Linked DNA regions of Homo sapiens: region 2 is linked to region 1. Evidence: chromatin loops called from intact Hi-C (ENCODE). Cell type or tissue: chondrocyte. All regions are shown on one strand. Links, peaks and the distances in the headings refer to the core of each region. The heading gives the core; the rest is flanking DNA. Region 1 overlaps SHANK2 (SH3 and multiple ankyrin repeat domains 2). Region 2 overlaps SHANK2 (SH3 and multiple ankyrin repeat domains 2).

Evidence for each region. Hi-C counts contacts between places; a loop is a spot of excess contacts. Peaks named below come from ENCODE experiments on the same cell type or tissue, not always from the same donor. Only the 100,000 strongest peaks of a DNase experiment are listed, where the experiment ranks them.
Region 2: a loop joins it to region 1, with 2.1 times the contacts of the local background. A loop is called at or near these places in 2 of 110 quality-filtered maps.

Annotation. Positions count from the first base shown.
Region 1 is chr11:70,579,442-70,587,766 of GRCh38, forward strand. All of the region lies in intron 17 of SHANK2 (SH3 and multiple ankyrin repeat domains 2), which reads right to left. Among named protein-coding and RNA genes, the nearest start is that of SHANK2-AS1, 43 kb to the right of the region's middle. RefSeq lists enhancers at 1-170, 3,170-3,672, 3,673-4,174, 4,175-4,677, 5,229-5,769. In chondrocyte, for the core only: no CTCF peak of the experiment used is centred there; DNase peaks (open chromatin) are centred at 150, 3,160, 3,850, 7,050 and 6 weaker places.
Region 2 is chr11:70,647,446-70,655,770 of GRCh38, forward strand. All of the region lies in intron 17 of SHANK2 (SH3 and multiple ankyrin repeat domains 2), which reads right to left. Among named protein-coding and RNA genes, the nearest start is that of SHANK2-AS1, 25 kb to the left of the region's middle. RefSeq lists a silencer at 2,879-3,173. In chondrocyte, for the core only: no CTCF peak of the experiment used is centred there; no DNase peak of the experiment used is centred there.

The DNA of each region.
Region 1 (8,325 bases), core at 148-8,147:
CTTGCAGGCCACCCCATAAGGCAAAGCCCAGTCTTGGGTGATGGTATGAATGTAAGACAGGCATGGATGAGGCTGGGCCCCAGGTGGCATCTCCCAGGCCTGGGCGGTGATGGCATGAATGTAAGACAGGCATGGATGGAGCTGGGCCCCAGGTGGTGTCTCCCGGGCCTGGGCCGGATCCCAGGACCCCCGGTGTCCCCGGGACCTGTCCTGTGCAGGTCAGCCTGCTGTGGTCAGCAAAGCCACGGCTGCAAGATGTCTACGCCCTAATCCCTGGGACCTGTGTGACCATAAGCCGCAAAAGGGACTTTGCAGATGTGATGAAGACCTGGAGATGGCCCTGATGTTCAGCGTCATCACAAGCGTCCTGATAAGTGGAGGAGGAGCCGGGAGGAGCAGAGCTGGAGAGGTGAGGATGGAAGCAGAAGTTGGAGGGATACGCTGTTGGCTGGAGATGGAGGACCACAAGCCAAGGAACACAGGCGGCCTCTAGAAGGTGGAAAAGGCAAGGAAACAGGCTCTCCTGGAGCCTCCAGCAGAAACCAGCCCTGACCACACCTTGACTTTAGGCCAGTGAGCCCTGCATTGGACTTCTGGCTTTCACAACGCTAAGATAATAAACACGTGTTGCTGGAAGCCACCAGGTTCGTGGTGACTTGCTGCCAATGCCTCAGCCACGGGAAGTGCACAGCTGACTTCTACAAGGCTGAGAACATCAGAAAGCCGTGGACATCCACCAGGCTGCTGCGAAGGGACACTTTGCAGACCAGCCCCTCCCTTTTGGTCATTAATAAACAGGGGCGTGGGGTGGCTGGGCTGAGGCACAGCGCAGCCTTACTGGCTACATTTTGCAACTGAAGACCCTGTAATGAGCCACAAGGTGAGAGCTCAGCCCTGTACCCCAAATGGCCCCAGTGTCCAGGGGGCCACCAGCAGGGTGTCTCTGAACATCCCTTTGTCACTGCAGACCGTGCCAGCCTCCAGAATGCTCAATCGCGTCCCTTACCCTCCTGCAGGATGAAATTGGACCGCCAATGAGCGGCGTGGGCCTGCAGCCTGGGCTGCTGGGGACCCGGCCTTGTCTGGGCAGTCTGGGTCTGCTCGGTGTTGCCAGAAGAAATTGTGGGCACCTGGTGGCACCCACGGGGGCTCAAGATGAAGGAGGAGGGAGTGGTGTTTTGCCAGGACCAAGGACAGCGCCGTGGCACTGGCTCAGCGGTTACAGGAGCCACTTCCTCCCACTCTTCAGGCCTGAGGCCGCTTCCCCGCTGCTGGCTGCCCAGCCAGAGCCAGGGCTGGGGCAGGCGGGAACAGCGAGGCCAGCAGGCCACGGGCCACATCTTCATGCCACCCTGAGACCACAAAGCCTGTGCTGCTCTCAAAGTCTGGAGCCAGTTTGGCTGGGGGGACCCTGGGGGGCTCACCTCCTGTTCCCTCTGTGGGTCCCAGGATGCTGCAGCACACACGTGTGGGTATACACCCCACACTCCTCTGTCACTCTGCCCTGACCTGGAGCCCACCAGGTCCAGGGGCTCTCAAAGTTCTGGCTCTTCCCCGTCATCAGCACCTAAGTGTTCGTCACTGCGAGGCCTTCTGAGGAGCCACCAGGGAGGGGGGATGCCAGATCTAGGGGCAAGAGGCACCTGGACCAAGAATAGATTAAGGTTCAGGGCACTCCCTTCTCCAGAAATCACCATGAGGATCTCCATCAGGGACGACGGCAAAAGTAAGTCTAGCGTTTGAAGGGCAAGGGAAGAAAAGCTCTTGTAGTCACTGAAATAAAACCACAAACCTGACTGGCTGTTCCAGTACCTTAGGAAAGGCCTCTGCCTTCCTCAAAGATGGCATCTTCCTATCTGAATGGTATATTTTGTGTTACATTAAGGTTGTTGGTGCTTCAGTTTTTGTTACTGTTTTTTTTTTACTTCTCACCAACACCATAACTCACTGTACTTTAAAGCTAGCTAGGCCAGGTACAGTGGCTCATGCCTGTAATCCCAGCCCTTTGGGAGGCTGAAGATGGCAGATCACTCGAGGTTGGGAGTTTGAGACCAGTCTGGCCAATATGGCGAAACCCCATCTCTACTAAAAATACAAAAATTAACCGGGCGTGGTGGCACGTGCCTGTAATCCCAGCTACTCGGGAGGCTGAGGCAGGAGAATCACTTGAACCCGGGAGGCGGAGGTTGCAATGAGCTGAGATCGTGCCACTGCACTCCAGCCTGGGTGACCGAGCGAGACTCTGTCAATCAATCAATCAATCAATCAATCAAGCTAGCTAGCTGAAGGCAAAGACTGAAGTTGGGGCCTGGTGCACACAGCAGCATTCCATGAGTATAGAGAGTCCAGCCCTGGAACTGGAGGAACTCACCCCAAGCCTCACTCTGCCAGCTCTGAGCTGTGTGAGCGGTATGGCCCCTGGGAAGCCACTTAATCTCTTTGGACTATGATTTAATGTCCTGTAGAGCAAAGCTCCTGATCTCCTCTCTTGGGCACACGAGGGTTGGGGCCGTAAATGTTTGCCAGCTCTGCCCCGAGCCTCATGCCCACAGAGGCCATCCTGCCTCCCCTAGGAGCTGCTGGTCAATGGGAGGGGACAGATCCCGGGCCAGGTCCAGTCTCCTTTCCCTGCCGAAGAGCTGAGGCCAGAGGAGGGGTTGGCCTGGGGAGACAGCAGACAGACCCAGGGCGGAGAGTCCAAGGTGCCATCAGTCAGAGAAGGCCTTGCAAAGAAAGCAGAGAGGGGCTCCACCCCAGGGGGCCAATGCCGCCATCCTCATGATGAGAAGGGGCCTGGCATTGGCACCAGCTGAAAGGACCACCTAACTGTCCCCACACATCCGGGGCCTCCAAGCCGCTAACTCTACTACTGCTGACTGAATGCCGTGGAGGCCGCCAGCCCCGGCCGGATCCAATTAGCTCATGCACACATCTGCAAGTGACGGGAGGGCTGGGTTGAGATGCTCTCTGCTAGGCCTGCTCGGCAGATGGGACCCACTCAGCTTCCCTGTGGAGTCCCTGAGCCAGTGTGTCCCTCTGAGCTCCCTATAGAGGCGGCAGGCAGCAGATATAAGCTCAGGTCCATATCTGACCAGTGCGTGCAGGCTAGGCAGCGGGAGGATACGCAAACCTCTCCCCTCGTTCACTGAGGGTGGCCCTGGAGCGATGGGCCTTCACAGGTCCTGGTGGGCACCCAGTCGGGTGTGGGGATGCAGGGTCTCACTTCCGATGCTGTCGGGGTCCCTGAAGGGGCCTTATCCCAGAGATGACAGCCGAAAACACAGCGTGTCACAGGCAGCATCTGTGTGTGCTATGGTGGTGTTCTAGAAGCTGGCGGAGCTTCAGAACCACCTGGGGGGCTTTAGACAAATGTAGACCCTGGGCCCTCTCCCTGGTGATCTGAGTCAGTCAGTCTGGGCTGGGGATGGGGGTGGGGTGTGCGTGTCTGATGAGCAGGACCCTCAGGTGTTGGTGAGGTCTGAGAAGCCCCAGGAATCACTGGCAGGGTCTGCTGTGCAGCTCACTCTCCTGAGGCTTGCAGCAGGCTCGTGGGGCCAGGGTGCTGCCCTGTGGCTGGGGGTGCAGCTCAGCACTCTGACAGCCACATGGAGCGGGGGACAGAGGGAAGATTGGGGGAGAATCTGCATGGTGCCTGGCCCTGGGGCAGGGGCACTGGGCTGTGGCTGAGAACATGTAAGGGAGTTACGGAGGCCAGAGCGGGGATGCCTTCATCTATCTACGGGCTCAGGTATGGCTCCAAAGATGGGGGATTCCCAGGCTGACTCCAGAAGGCCTAGCAGCATGTCCCCAACTGATGCAAGAGGTGGGAGGAGGCCTTGCTGGCAGAGGGAGCATGTGGCGAGAAGGTGACCTGGAGGGCAAGGGTACAGGGCCAGGATAGAGCCAGAAGATCCAGCCGCAGAACAGGGGCCAGCGTGTGGCAGCAGCATCCACAGTGCCCTGATCTTCGGGGCTGTGGCACAGGCAGAGGGAGTCCAGTCCTGCCCTGTGCCTACAGCACAGCAAGTGCTCGGTGAATACTGGCAGGTGCGATTTTCATGAGCTCTGATTCTTGCAAGGGGCTGGCTGACTTCTGGCTCCAAGGAGGGCAGTGCCAGGAAAGCGCAGCTAAATGCCAGCTGCCCAGATGGCACGGAAAACATGCACTCCGGGTCATCGAATCCCAAATTCACTGGGGTTGAGCCCCCTCCATCTTGAGTGGCTCAGGATAAAATCTGGAGCCTGTCCACTCCACGCTCACTGTCAGGAGCCTCCTAATGAACCATCGAGGCTGTGTGTCCCTTCTGCAGTCTTTTGTCCACCCAGTGGCCAGAACGATCCTCCGCAACCCAACAAGATCTCACCATCACCCCACGGTATAACGTCTGCGGGCTGCCCGCTCCTCACAGGTAAAAGCCAGCATGGCCCAGTGGCCCACAGGTTCCCACGGCCTGGCCCAGCCATGCCTCCCCTCTCTCCCTTGCCACTCTCTGCAGCTTGCTCAGCCCAGCTGCACAGCCCTCCTGCTTCCCTCTAACCTCTGGGCATGGCCTGACCACCGTGCATGACTCTGCAGCCACCGCGAGCATGCTCCTCAAGGTCTCATCCCCGGCCGACCCCCAGAGCCATTCAATTATCGGCCGTGATGGCTGCCTGTGACTCGGGTCTACCTGCCAGCGCTTTGGCTCCACTCTGCCCTTGGTTGGCCCCTGATGTGTCCCCAGCTCTGAGAGTGGGGCCTGGATCAAGGGCACACTTGCGGGTCTGGTGAGTCCGAAGGTAGGAGGTAGTTACTAAGCCAGGCATCCTGGCGCTCGAATCACATGCAGGGCTGAGTCTGTGTTCCGATCCCGTGTGACAGGCCTATCATCTGTGTCTTTTATTTTCTCTTTCTGATGCTCTGGCATCCAGGGTTTTGCTGACCCTGGAGGGATGGCCCCTCAAGAATCAGGCAATTCCTAGAGAAAGTAAACAGCTCACCTGAGAGCTGGATTTTCAAATGCTAACCAACTAAAACAGAGGCCACCCCACCCCTCCTCTATCCGGGTCCCATGCTCCCAGCCACTAACCCTGCCCCCATCACCCCAGGGCTGGGTACCGGACAGCCAGGGACAGGCCCTAGGCCCCAGAGCTCTGAAATGATTCCAGCTGCCAACGCTAAACCCACTTACACTGCCTACTTAGTCTGCTCCTTCCTGCAGAAATCATGGTAAAGCTCCTGTCCACATTTCCCCCCTCTCCCTCTGCCTCCTAATGGACCTTGTGCTTCCCTGAATGGCCCCCAAGGCATGGCCTCCCCTACCTCCTGGGAAGAGTGAGTTAGCAGCTGTCCCCCTGATCCGTTGGTCTCGCCATACCTGAATAATAATAAAACCTACATTTTAAAACACTGCGGTACACAGGACCTGCCTGACAAAGGATCCAGGAAAGCAAGTCCCTGAAGGCAATTGTTTTGTGTCATTCCACTACATGTTCTGAAAAGAGTGGCAGTGCTGGCACGGTCTGGTGCATGCTGGTGCCTGAGATCGTCAGCGGAGACGCAGAGGCCTAAGGGCTGGAGGACAAGCCCCTGAGCTCCGTGGCTACCACCCCAGGGGCTTGGATGCACTGGATTTTGTGTGTGGGGGCATGGTGAATACCGCCTCGCAGCCCCTCTGAGCTGGCACAGCTCAGGCCACAGCACGCCCACTCTGGCTCAAGGGAAATGGTGCCAGGCTCTGGGCCCTGGGAGACCGCCTGACTCGAGGGTGGGCTCCTGATCACAGGTGGTCCATCCACTGGCTGGCAGGGGCTAAAGCCAAGAGCTGATGCAAAGGGCACTGCCAATGGGGCAGGGATGACCAGTAGAGCCAGCTGGATGGGCTGATTTTTGAAGCAGAGAATTTGGGACCAGTGACAATAGAACAGACTGGCAGAGTGGGGCAGGGACAGCATGAGGGAGGAATGGGGAAGCAGCCAGTCGGTAAAGCTGCCCCAGGTCCTCACAGCTCTAAGTCCCAGGCCACACTGCCCTGCAATACTCTCCAATTTCACCTGGCATTTAACACAAATTGACCAGAATCATTCCCTGTTCTTTGTTCCTAATAAGGACAGGCTTGCTTTTATCCAGACATCCATTCATCCATCCACCCGCCCACCCACTCATTCATTCATCCATGTATTCACCCATCCATCCATCTCTCTTTTCATGTATCCATCTACCCATCTATCCCTCCATCCATTCATCCACCCACCCCACTACCCACTCATCTATCCATTTGCCTACCCATTCACCCACTCATTCGTCCATCCAACTAGCCATCCATCCATCCATCCATCCATGCATTCACCCATCCTCTATCCATCCATCCACTTAACTACCCAACCACTCATCTATCCATTTGCTCACCCACCCACCCACCCACCCATGCATTTGTCCATCCAATTAGCCATCCATCCATCCATGCATCCACCCATCCTCCCCCCATCCATCCATCCACCCATCCTTCATCCATTCCTCCATCCATCCATCCATCCAACAGCTATCTGAACTGTTTAATGACAACCTCCCATAGGGAGACAGCTGGGAAAAAGACCGATTCAACCCTGACCTTGTGGAGTTTGCAACCTGCAAGTGACAACTGAACAAGTAGCCACGAGTGTGGTGAAGTTTCTTGGAGAATCGCACAGGTGCCTGCCCTGGGTTGTGTAACATGGTGGAGGCTATTCTAATTAGGGGGAAGGTCAGGGAAGGCTTCTCTAGGATGTAACTGTCAGGACTGAATGTCGCCCAGGAGTCAGCAAGGGAGAGAGGAGTGCTTGAGGAAAGAGAGCTGTGAGGTGGGCAGTGGGGGCAGATCAGGAAGATGGGAATGGGGTGCCTCCTCAGGGACCCTCTGGAAGAATCTTTAAAAGCTGGGCACAAGGATCACTTGCGCCTTAGAAGGCTTGCTGGGGGCAGGAGGGGCAGGTGCGAATGAGGGAGGTTCTGGGGCCGGGGTCACCTATTGGCTTCTCTTAAGGCGTGGCCGGGGCTAGTGGCAAGGAGGGCCCCAAGGTGCTGCATAGCTTGTCACTCAGAGCTGGGCAGCCTGGACACACTACTCTTCACAGAGACCTCGGAAGCTAACTCCGAGGCGGCCCCTGCATGGCTGGCCAAGGGGCACATGCTGGGACGCAGACTCTCAGTACAGATCGCCAGCCTCTGGCACCGTTGCTGTGGAAACCAACTGGCAATGAGAAATTTAGCAATTTGAAAAAAGCATTTCCTTCCCTTATTTATATCTCTTGACCCTTATCCTAGGGGAATGGCGAGGGAAGCACGGCTCGCAGCTGGAGCCGGGAGTGGGCAGGTGTCTCGAGGGTACCGCTCCCCGGAACGGGGAAGGACACCAGTACCTCACCCCCCCAGAGTGGGCAGAGCCTAGAGACGCCATCCCAGAATACGTCACTCCTGGGAAAGATGAAAATAATGCAGAAAAGGCAAAGTCTCCCTCTTCCCTCCCCCACCTCACTCCTCTCCCAGAGACGACCTCAAACGTCACTCCGAAGATTGTTATTCGAGGTCATTCTCCATGCACCGCTGGGCACATGCAGGAATACAGACACATGCCAGTGCTCTTGTTGAACAAAATGGGGTCACACTCTAGCCCATGGCTCCTCTGCAGCCCACTCCCTTTGCTGAGGGCCTGTGTTGCTCTCCCGACCACAACACTAGGGTTGTTGCGTCACTTCCACTGCCGTACAGAGTTCCACGGCGAGCTGGGCCGGGCTTTATGAAAGCAGTTCTCTCAGATGTCCAGGGATGCCACGCCACATGAATCACCAAGAAATGAAGCAATGCACTTGCCAGTCCCTCCTCTAAATGCTTTCTCTAAAGGCAGCCTGGCCAACAGGACCCCTAACTAGACAGGCCCTAATGGGGCAGAGGGGAGAAGCGGGGAGAGCGATCTGGAGAAAGGAGCCTGTCGCGGCACCACGGGTACATCTGTAAACATGAGAGTCAGGGAAAAACGAAATTGGTCTGGGGCATTCTACGCAGCCATCAAAGGCATGGATGACAGTGCTTACCGACAGGAAAAAATATTCCCCACATGTTCAGAAAAAAAGGGTAGGTTACAAAATGGTATGGAACAGCGAGTCCGACATTCAGAGAAAAGGTATAAAAAAGATGCAGAGGCATATCTTGTTTTATTACCCCTTGCTTTATTGTGCTTTGGGGATACTGCATTTGTTACAAACTGAAGGTTTATGGCAACCCATTGTTGAGCACGTCCAGTTTTTTTTTTTTTTTTTTTTTTAAGAGATGGGGTCTTGCTCTGTCACCCAGGCTGGAGTACAGTGGCG
Region 2 (8,325 bases), core at 308-8,307, 68 kb after region 1:
GGAAGAACAGCCTGGCTCTACCACTCGCCGTGTGTCTGTGGGTATGTGAGTCCCCACTCTGTGCTGTGGCCTCCTCATGCAGAGAAAGGAGCTGATAAAAGTCACCGAGTTAAACTTAACACAAAGTGAGTTCATGTGTGTGAACTCTCTCAAAAACGGTGCTGGCACACAGTAGGTGCTCAAGCAGCGCAAGCATTTTACACAGTCACTGCCGTGGCTGTTCGGAGTCTTATTTGCAGTCTGTATCATGCTGCTCAGCAGTTAAGCTTTTGTTGGATCTGAGCTCTGTCTTAACAAAAGGGGACAGGACCCCCTTCCCTCTGCGGTCCTTCTGCCCAGGCATGTGACGAAGGTGGTGAACTCAGCACTCACTGAACACCCGCCCATCCCACCCCGGATGGGGACTCTGGGGTGTGCATCAGCAGTTTCAAGAAACACAGAATGACCACCTGACCCAGCAATTCCACTCCTAGGTATGTACCCTAAGGAACTGAAAACGAAAACTGGTACAAAAACGTTTATGTCGACATTATTCACAACCATAAGTTAGAAACAGCCCAAGTGTCCCTGAACTAGTGAATGGATAAACTAATTGTGGTCTAACCACATGGTGGAACGTTATTCACCCACAAACAGAAGGTAGTACGGACACATGCTACCATACGGATGAACCTAAAGCACACGATGCTGAAAGAAGCCAGACAAAAGGTTGCCTAGAGCATGATTCTGTGGGTGGAAAATGCCCGGAACAGGCAGACCCAAGACCCAGAGGGGATGAGTATTTGCCTGGGGCTGGGAGGGAGATGGAGAGTGAGTGCTAATGGGTTTGATGGTAAATTTTATGGTCTGTGTATTTTACCACAATAAAAAAGACATACCCAAGTGAAAAAAAAAGTGTATAAACACATGACAAAATGTATTACTAACAGACACATATAAAGAAGTAAAATTCCACAAAGATAAGCCTTGTTATGCGGACACTGTCTCCTGGTGGCAGCATCCCTGGTTTTTTCTTTGGCTTCTCTGCATTACCAATTTTATTTGTGTCTGACATGATTTACTCGAAACACAGTGAAATAATGCTAATGTAAAAGCTGGCTATCAGGCAGATATGGGGGTAAAGTTTACTCAAAATTTCCTAGGACCAGGGGTACAATTCCCCCTGTAAACCCCTCAGGATTCCAGTGGGCCTGGGGAGAGAAGGCTGGCACCTTCCAGGGAAGGGCTGGCTTCTCACGCTCTCTCTGATGTAAATGAATCCACCCCTCCACCTCCATCAGCTTTTCAAGTTCAGGCCCTGATGGAGAGGGGGAAGGGGTTTGGGAGGAAGGAGACCCTTGTCCAAGACGGAAGTTCTATCCTGGCTGTGCTCTCCTCAGTGGTGCCTTCCTTTCCTTAAGGAATATTTATTGGTGGCCTGCCATGTGCTCGGCTCTGGGTGGTCCCTTATCTGATGGGGCATGTGCAGGAAGTGACTATGGCAGAGGGTTATGAGCGGGCATCACAGGCAACTTTCAGGGAGCAGATGCAGGAGGTGCCCTGGTAAAGCAGGTGGAGGAGGCAAAACTGTGGGCAAGTGTCTGGGGACAGGAGGGGTGTGGCACATTCCGGAGACCAGAGAGAGTGTCCAATGGCGACGTTCATCTCCTCACTGGCCTGGCACACGTGCCATCTCCCCTTCTCACCCATATAACCCACTCCTCCATCTGCAACCCCAGCCCTGAGGGTGCTGAAGGAGGTGCACATGCCCAGGACCGTCCCTGTCTATCTCCATGACCCCCTAGGTCCTGCCATGGAGACTGAACACAAAGGAGATGCATGGGAAAGTCTGCTCCATGGGACCCATCTGAAGATCCTGGGGAGAGGGAAGTAGAGAACTTGCTGGTGGGTGGTTGATTTCATGAGACCACAGCGGGGCTACCATTCTCAGGGCTCCACAGCATCAGCTCTAACTCCCCTTCTCATCCCACTCTGCTTACTGTTGGCGCACACACACCCTAATTCCCAGGGCTGACAAACTCCATCAATTAAAAGATCCTGTGGGGCACTTAGCACAGGGCCTTCCTCCAGTTCATTTGCCAGTCTAACCACTTGTATCATGAAACTCCCCACGAAAGGGCACCAAAGGCGAAGAGAAATCAGTACTAACAAGAGCCTGCTGAGAACACTGGGAGGTGGGCAGTGGGTGTATGGGAGGGAGGAGGGGGGCAGGTGGAGAGGACCCAGAGGCACCAATGGGTGCATCAGAGGACCTGGCGCCAGCAGCTTCCAACATGGAGATGTCAGCCCACTATGCCTCCTGCAGCCTTCGCTCCATGTAGCCTGGGGCTGGGTGTACAGCATCCACACACAGAAAAAGATGGCTGTTAAGATTACATCCCAATGATCTGGGACTTACCTGGAGCATCAGACAGACACAGTGCAAAAGAAACAAGCTTTGGAGTCAGCTTAGATTCAGACCTCCCTGGAGGGCCCTGGGCAGGCTTCTTAATCTCTCTGAACTGTGCTGCATGCTGGAGATGTAGCAGAGACCTGGTCAGCAAACTCTCTGACCCACAGGGAATGTTCCCTGAGGGAGGTGGATAGTAAGTCAGTCACCTAACACGGGAGATGTATGATTCCTATGGTCATGGAAGCACACGGTGTGAGTGTGAGAGTCAGGGCAACCTGAGGGTGCCAAGAGGGGCCTCTCTGAGAAGGCATCATGTGAGCTGAAACCTCAGTGGTGAGGGGAGTGGGGCTCAAAGCAGATGCAGATGGACATGGCAGGACATAGCAGATGCTCAACCATGTTGGCTCCTTGGCCCCTCCTTGTGGAAGAGATTTCTCCATCGAGTAGATGAGACTGTCACTAAGTAATGAGCCTCTATGCCCAGAAACTCCAAGGACACAGGGGACAGAAATGAAAGGTGCAGGGATGGAGGGAGGGGACATGCTGAGGGCTTTCTCCAGACTCCTGAGGAAGGCTGCATCCAATCCTCCCAGCTGTCTAGTTCAGCACCCTGCAGAGAGCCAGTGCCCTGGAGTGGTTCAGCACCCTGGAGAGAGACCATGCCACACAAGGGTTCAGCACCCTGGAGAGATCCAGCAATGCTCTTGCTCTGTGCAGCTGTACAGCCACACACATTTGTACCTACTTCACTAACAACCCAGGCCCCCACTAGACCAGCCGGTCATGCCCAGCTTCATAGCATCTGATCACTCCCCAAATCCACCTTGAACATTCCTGACCCCCTAAGCTTTTGCTCAAGACCTTCCTCCTCAGTTCTGCCTGCAAAAACCTCACTTACCCATCAAAGCCTGGAGCCAACACCATCTTTCATGAAGCCCTTTTCCTGATTTACTTTGGGGCCTTCACCACACTCTGCTTTTTGCCTACCCCTTCTAGACTGTGTGTTCCTCAAGGAACTGTGTCTGATTCACGTCTTTCTTCCAGCCCAGTACCTGGGAGGCAGAATGTATGCTTCAGAAATGAATGAGTGAAGCTTCAGAAGTAATTTTTACAATTGCCACCATTTGTTGAGAACTCATGATGCCAGAAACTGCTACATGCTTCACACACACTTTTATTTACAGTTCAAGAAACTGAGGCCAAGAAATGAGCAACCTGCCCAAGTTCACACAGTTAGGAAGAGGCAGAGCCTGGATTCAAACCTGGATCATATGGCACAGCCTGTGCCCTTGACCGCGGCTCCTCTCTGCCTCTCTCCAACCCTGTGTGCTGCCATCTGCCAGTCCCATGGCATCTGAGCACAGCAGCCATGGTCCCCTGAAGTGATTCTGAATCTTTTTATAGCCTGAAATTGAAATCACTGATGCTTCAAATTAGAACCCCAAAATGAACGAGCCAAGACTTCAGATTTGCAGTTGCCGAGCTGCCCGCATCCACCTTCTCAGCAAGATTCCTGGGCCACTCCTCAGCCCGAACCACCTGTTCCCAGTCAATATGGAGGACAAAGAGAACGACCTCCCCAGGCCCAGAAGGCCACATGCAGAAAAGGGATCCAACCTCCCCGCCATCCAGGGCTCCCCACAGAGCAGTGGCCTCTGTCTGGGAGAAGAAAGACCACAGTGCATTAAGCCTCAGAGAGCAGACCCCAATGCTGTTGGCCTCAGAGACTGAAGATCCCCAGTGCTATTAGCCTTAGAGAGTAAAGGCCCCCAATGCTATTACCCTTGGTCAATGGATCCTGACGACACGGTGAGAAGCCACTGAGCTGCCAGGACAGAAACACCCCACACTCAAGAGGGATGCAGGACAGACCCTGTTTGTCTTTGGTGTGAATGCAATGAAATATTGGCCTTGATGACCAAAGCACCAATGTGACCCTGGCTGAAGAATTCAGCAGTCACCCTGGGTTCCTGCTAACATCAGCTGGTGTTTGGTCTTTAACTTGGTTATTAAGTAGCCATTCAAAACCATCTAAATAAGAGTGGAAGAAATTTTGGGGATGGGGTGGAGAGTTCCTAGATTGGTCATCAGGTCCACCAGCAGGACATGTGACAAAGTCTCTCACAATACCCCAAAAGGAAAGCTAGAGAAATGTGAGCTGTGTGATGTGGCTGAACCACTAAACCCAAGGGATGCTGGCACCAGGCAAACCACAACAGGGCTCTGGCCTTGGCCCTGGGATTTGCTGCTAGAGGGCAAAGTGGGCATCAGGAATAGGAATTCCAAGGTGATCTAAAAGCCAGACCCATGCCAACAGAGAATTGTACAGGCTGGTAAGTGCTCTGGGAGCAGTGGTTTGAGCCAAAGGAGGAGATATGCCTGCCAGGGACTTTGGAGGCTGGCGGGTGGGGTGGGACAGGTACCTCTATTAGTGATGTTCCTCACAACAGAGGCACAAGGAAACCATGGCTCATGTACTCTTGGCTGGAAGTGTCCGACGTACTTGGCACATGGTGGGTGTGCCCTGTGACTGCTACATGCTTCAAATAATAGTGGTAACAAACATCAGTCATTATTATAATATTATTATCCCCGTTTGTTCAACTAATAGCCACTGGTTTCCTCTTCTGAGTCAGGCATCATTAATGATGATGAAAGACAAGATGATAATCAATGACAAATACTGACTGAGGCCGGGTGGGGTGCATGCATCTTTAGTCCCAGTACTTCAGGAGGCTGAGGTGGGAGGATCATTTGAGGCCAGGAGTTTGAGACCAGCCCAGGCAACAAAGCAAGACTCTGGCTCTATAAAAAAGTACAAAAGTTAGCTACGTATGGTGGTGCGTGCCTGTAGTCTGAACTACTTGGAAGGCTGAGGTGGGAGGATCTTTTGAACCCAGGAGCTCAAGGCTGCAGTGAGCTGTGATTGTGCCATGCACTCCAGCCTGGGCAACAGAGCAAGATCCTGTCTCTAAAAAAGAAAGTTGATTGAATGCCAGCCCTGTGCTCAGCGCCTCTGACCAGCAGTCCAGTGCTAAGAGCCCAGTTCAGCACAACCACCCATTTTATCAACACGAATACTGGGACCCAGCAAGCATAATGACTGATCATGCTGCATCTGGACTTCATTTTCTTTCCCTTTTCTCTTTTTTTGAGATGGAGTCTCGCTCTGTCACCCAGGCTGGAGTGCAGTGGAGCAATCTCGGCTCACTGCAAGCTCCGCCTCCCAGGTTCACACCATTCTCCTGCCCCAGCCTCCCGAGTAGCTGGGACTACAGGCGCCCACCACCACACCCGGCTAATTTTTTTGTATTTTTAGTAGAGACGGGGTTTCACCATGTTAGCCAGGATGGTCTCGATTTCCTGACCTCGTGATCCGCCTGCCTTGGCCTCCCAAAGTGCTGGGATTACAGGCGTGAGCCACTGCACCCGGCCTGGACTTCATTTTCTTTCCTCCAAGTAATATTTAACTCTGAAGCTGTGGGGATTGACCCTTGAGCAGCGAGCTCTAACAACTGTTCTTCACACCAGCTTGGTTGCAAAGTCAAACATGCTAGAGGCCACCTCACATTTCTCAAGTCCCATTTTAAAATACCAGCCCAAGAAACATATATATTTTTTTCAAGACAGAGTCTTGCTCTGTTGCCCAGGCTGGAGTGCAGTGGTGCGATCTCGGCTCACTGCAACCTCCCGCTCCCGGGTTCAAGTGATTCTCCTGCCTCAGCCTTCCAAAAAAAAAAAAAAAAAAAAAAGAAAGAAAATGAAGTCCATATTCAGCATGATCAGTCATTAGGCTTGCTGGGTCCCAGTATTCCTGTTGATAAATTGGGTGGTTGTGACAGTAGCAGAATCACCTGAGATGAACTGGGCTCTCAGCACTGGACTGCTAGTCAGAGGCGCTGAGCACAGAGCTGGCATTCAATCAACTGGGATTAACAGGCACATGCCACCATGCCCAGCTAATTTTTGTATTTTTAGTAGAGACAGGGTTTCACCATGTTGGCCATGCTGGTCTCGAACTCCTGACCTCAAGTGATCTGCCTGCCTTGGCCTCCCAAAGTGCTGGAATTACAGGCATAAGCCACCACACCCGGCCTTATGAGATACTCCCAGGGTCTCCGAGGAAAACACCAGGGCATCCCTCTTAGCATCCTGACTTAAATACAAACCACGAGTATAAAGAAGATCCACGCCCTCTCTCGTGCAAGTATTTAATACGAGGAAAATGTAATTAGCAAACTCGAGCACCACTTTTCAAGGATGAAGGATACTGCCACCTGCTTTAACTGCAAGGGAAAACCTATTTGCAGAAATTAACACAAAAATGAGATTGGCCACTTCAGGGCCAAGAAAACAATCACAAAAACCATAGGCGTCATCAGAGCCCTGCAGCAGGCGGGTAAGGAATGGCCCCGGGAAATTAATTAATGCCCAGGAAGGCTTTTTCCTCTGACAGCAAACAGCACTATCTGTGCCAAGGGGGCTGAACATTTGTCTCCTCTGTGAGATAACTTTCTTCTAAGACACAGTTTCCTATGTATGAAATGGATACTTTTCAAAATATGAATACTTCGATTCTAGGAAATCTGAGACAAACATCTGAAAGAAAGAGAAAATAACACAATCTCACCACCTAGGGGTTAATATTTCCTTTCCTTTTTGTTTTCTATTCTATGACTATACTGGGGAAAGATGGTATTAGATGATATTGTGCTGATCATTTTGATTCTGCCTTTCTCACTAAGTAGAATGTAACCTTTTCTGGTTGGTATTAAGAGCTCCTTGTAAACATCATTTTTAATGCTTTCTTATGAATTCACAACAGATGTCCATTGCCACTGAACCATTCTCCTATTAGCCCCGCCCCCTCCCTGCCCCAACTCCTTGTTTTTGCCACACTGTAATTGCTACCTGGTTTTGTTTTTGTTTTTTTTGTTTTTTTTTTTTTGAGACGGAGTTTTGCTCTGTCACCCAGGCTGGAGTGCAGTGGCGTGATCTCGGCTCACGGCAACGTCCGCCTCCCGGGTTCAAGCGATTCTCCTGCCTCAGCCTCCTGAGTAGCTGGGATTTCAGACACGCACCACCACGCCCAGCTAATTTTTTGTATTTTTAGTAGAGACGGGGTTTCATCATATTGGCCAGGCTGGTCTCGAACTCCTGACCTCAGGTGATCCACCCGTCTTGGCCTCCCAAAGTGCTGGGATTACAGGCGTGATTTCTACCTGTTTTTTAAAAAATTATTCCCTTAGCATGGATTCCTAGATGTAAAATTCCTGGTTCAGCTTTATGGCTCTTGTTACATACTACCACATTGATTGTGAAAACATTTATGGCAACTTAGGCTTTCCCCCAGCAACACATGAGTGCTGTCACCAGCAAGGAGTATAGTCACAAAAAAGTATTTGCTAATTTGAAAATAAAACAGTCACCGCACTGCTTTTCTTTTTACCTTTTGCCCATTTATACATAAAGCACATCAAAGTGTTGTTCAGGCATCTTTGAGCCATGACATTACAGAGTCAGACAATGTGGGTTGGAATTCCACCTTCTCCACTCACCAGCTACATGGCCATGTAGTTACTGCACCTATGTACCTCAGTTTCCCCATCTGTAAAATGGGGAGGAACACACATGCTATATGGATGACTGTGAGGGTTAAGCGGAGCACTGCAGGGCTTGTAGGGTTTGGAGATCCAGCTCAGCTGCTATAAACAAGGACACAGCCTTCTTGGGACATTTGTTGCAAATGTTGTTTGCCCTCTGCCTGCCTGCTGTTGAGTTGAACTGTAAGGATGTCTCAGTTACAGGATATTTTAGATCACAAAAGTCATTCAAGAAACAACATTTAGGTTGTCAAACAAGGGGTTTGTGGAAGACAGTCCTAGTCTTAAGACTAGGAGATTAACGCAGCACCTGCTTGTGTTTGGGTCGAG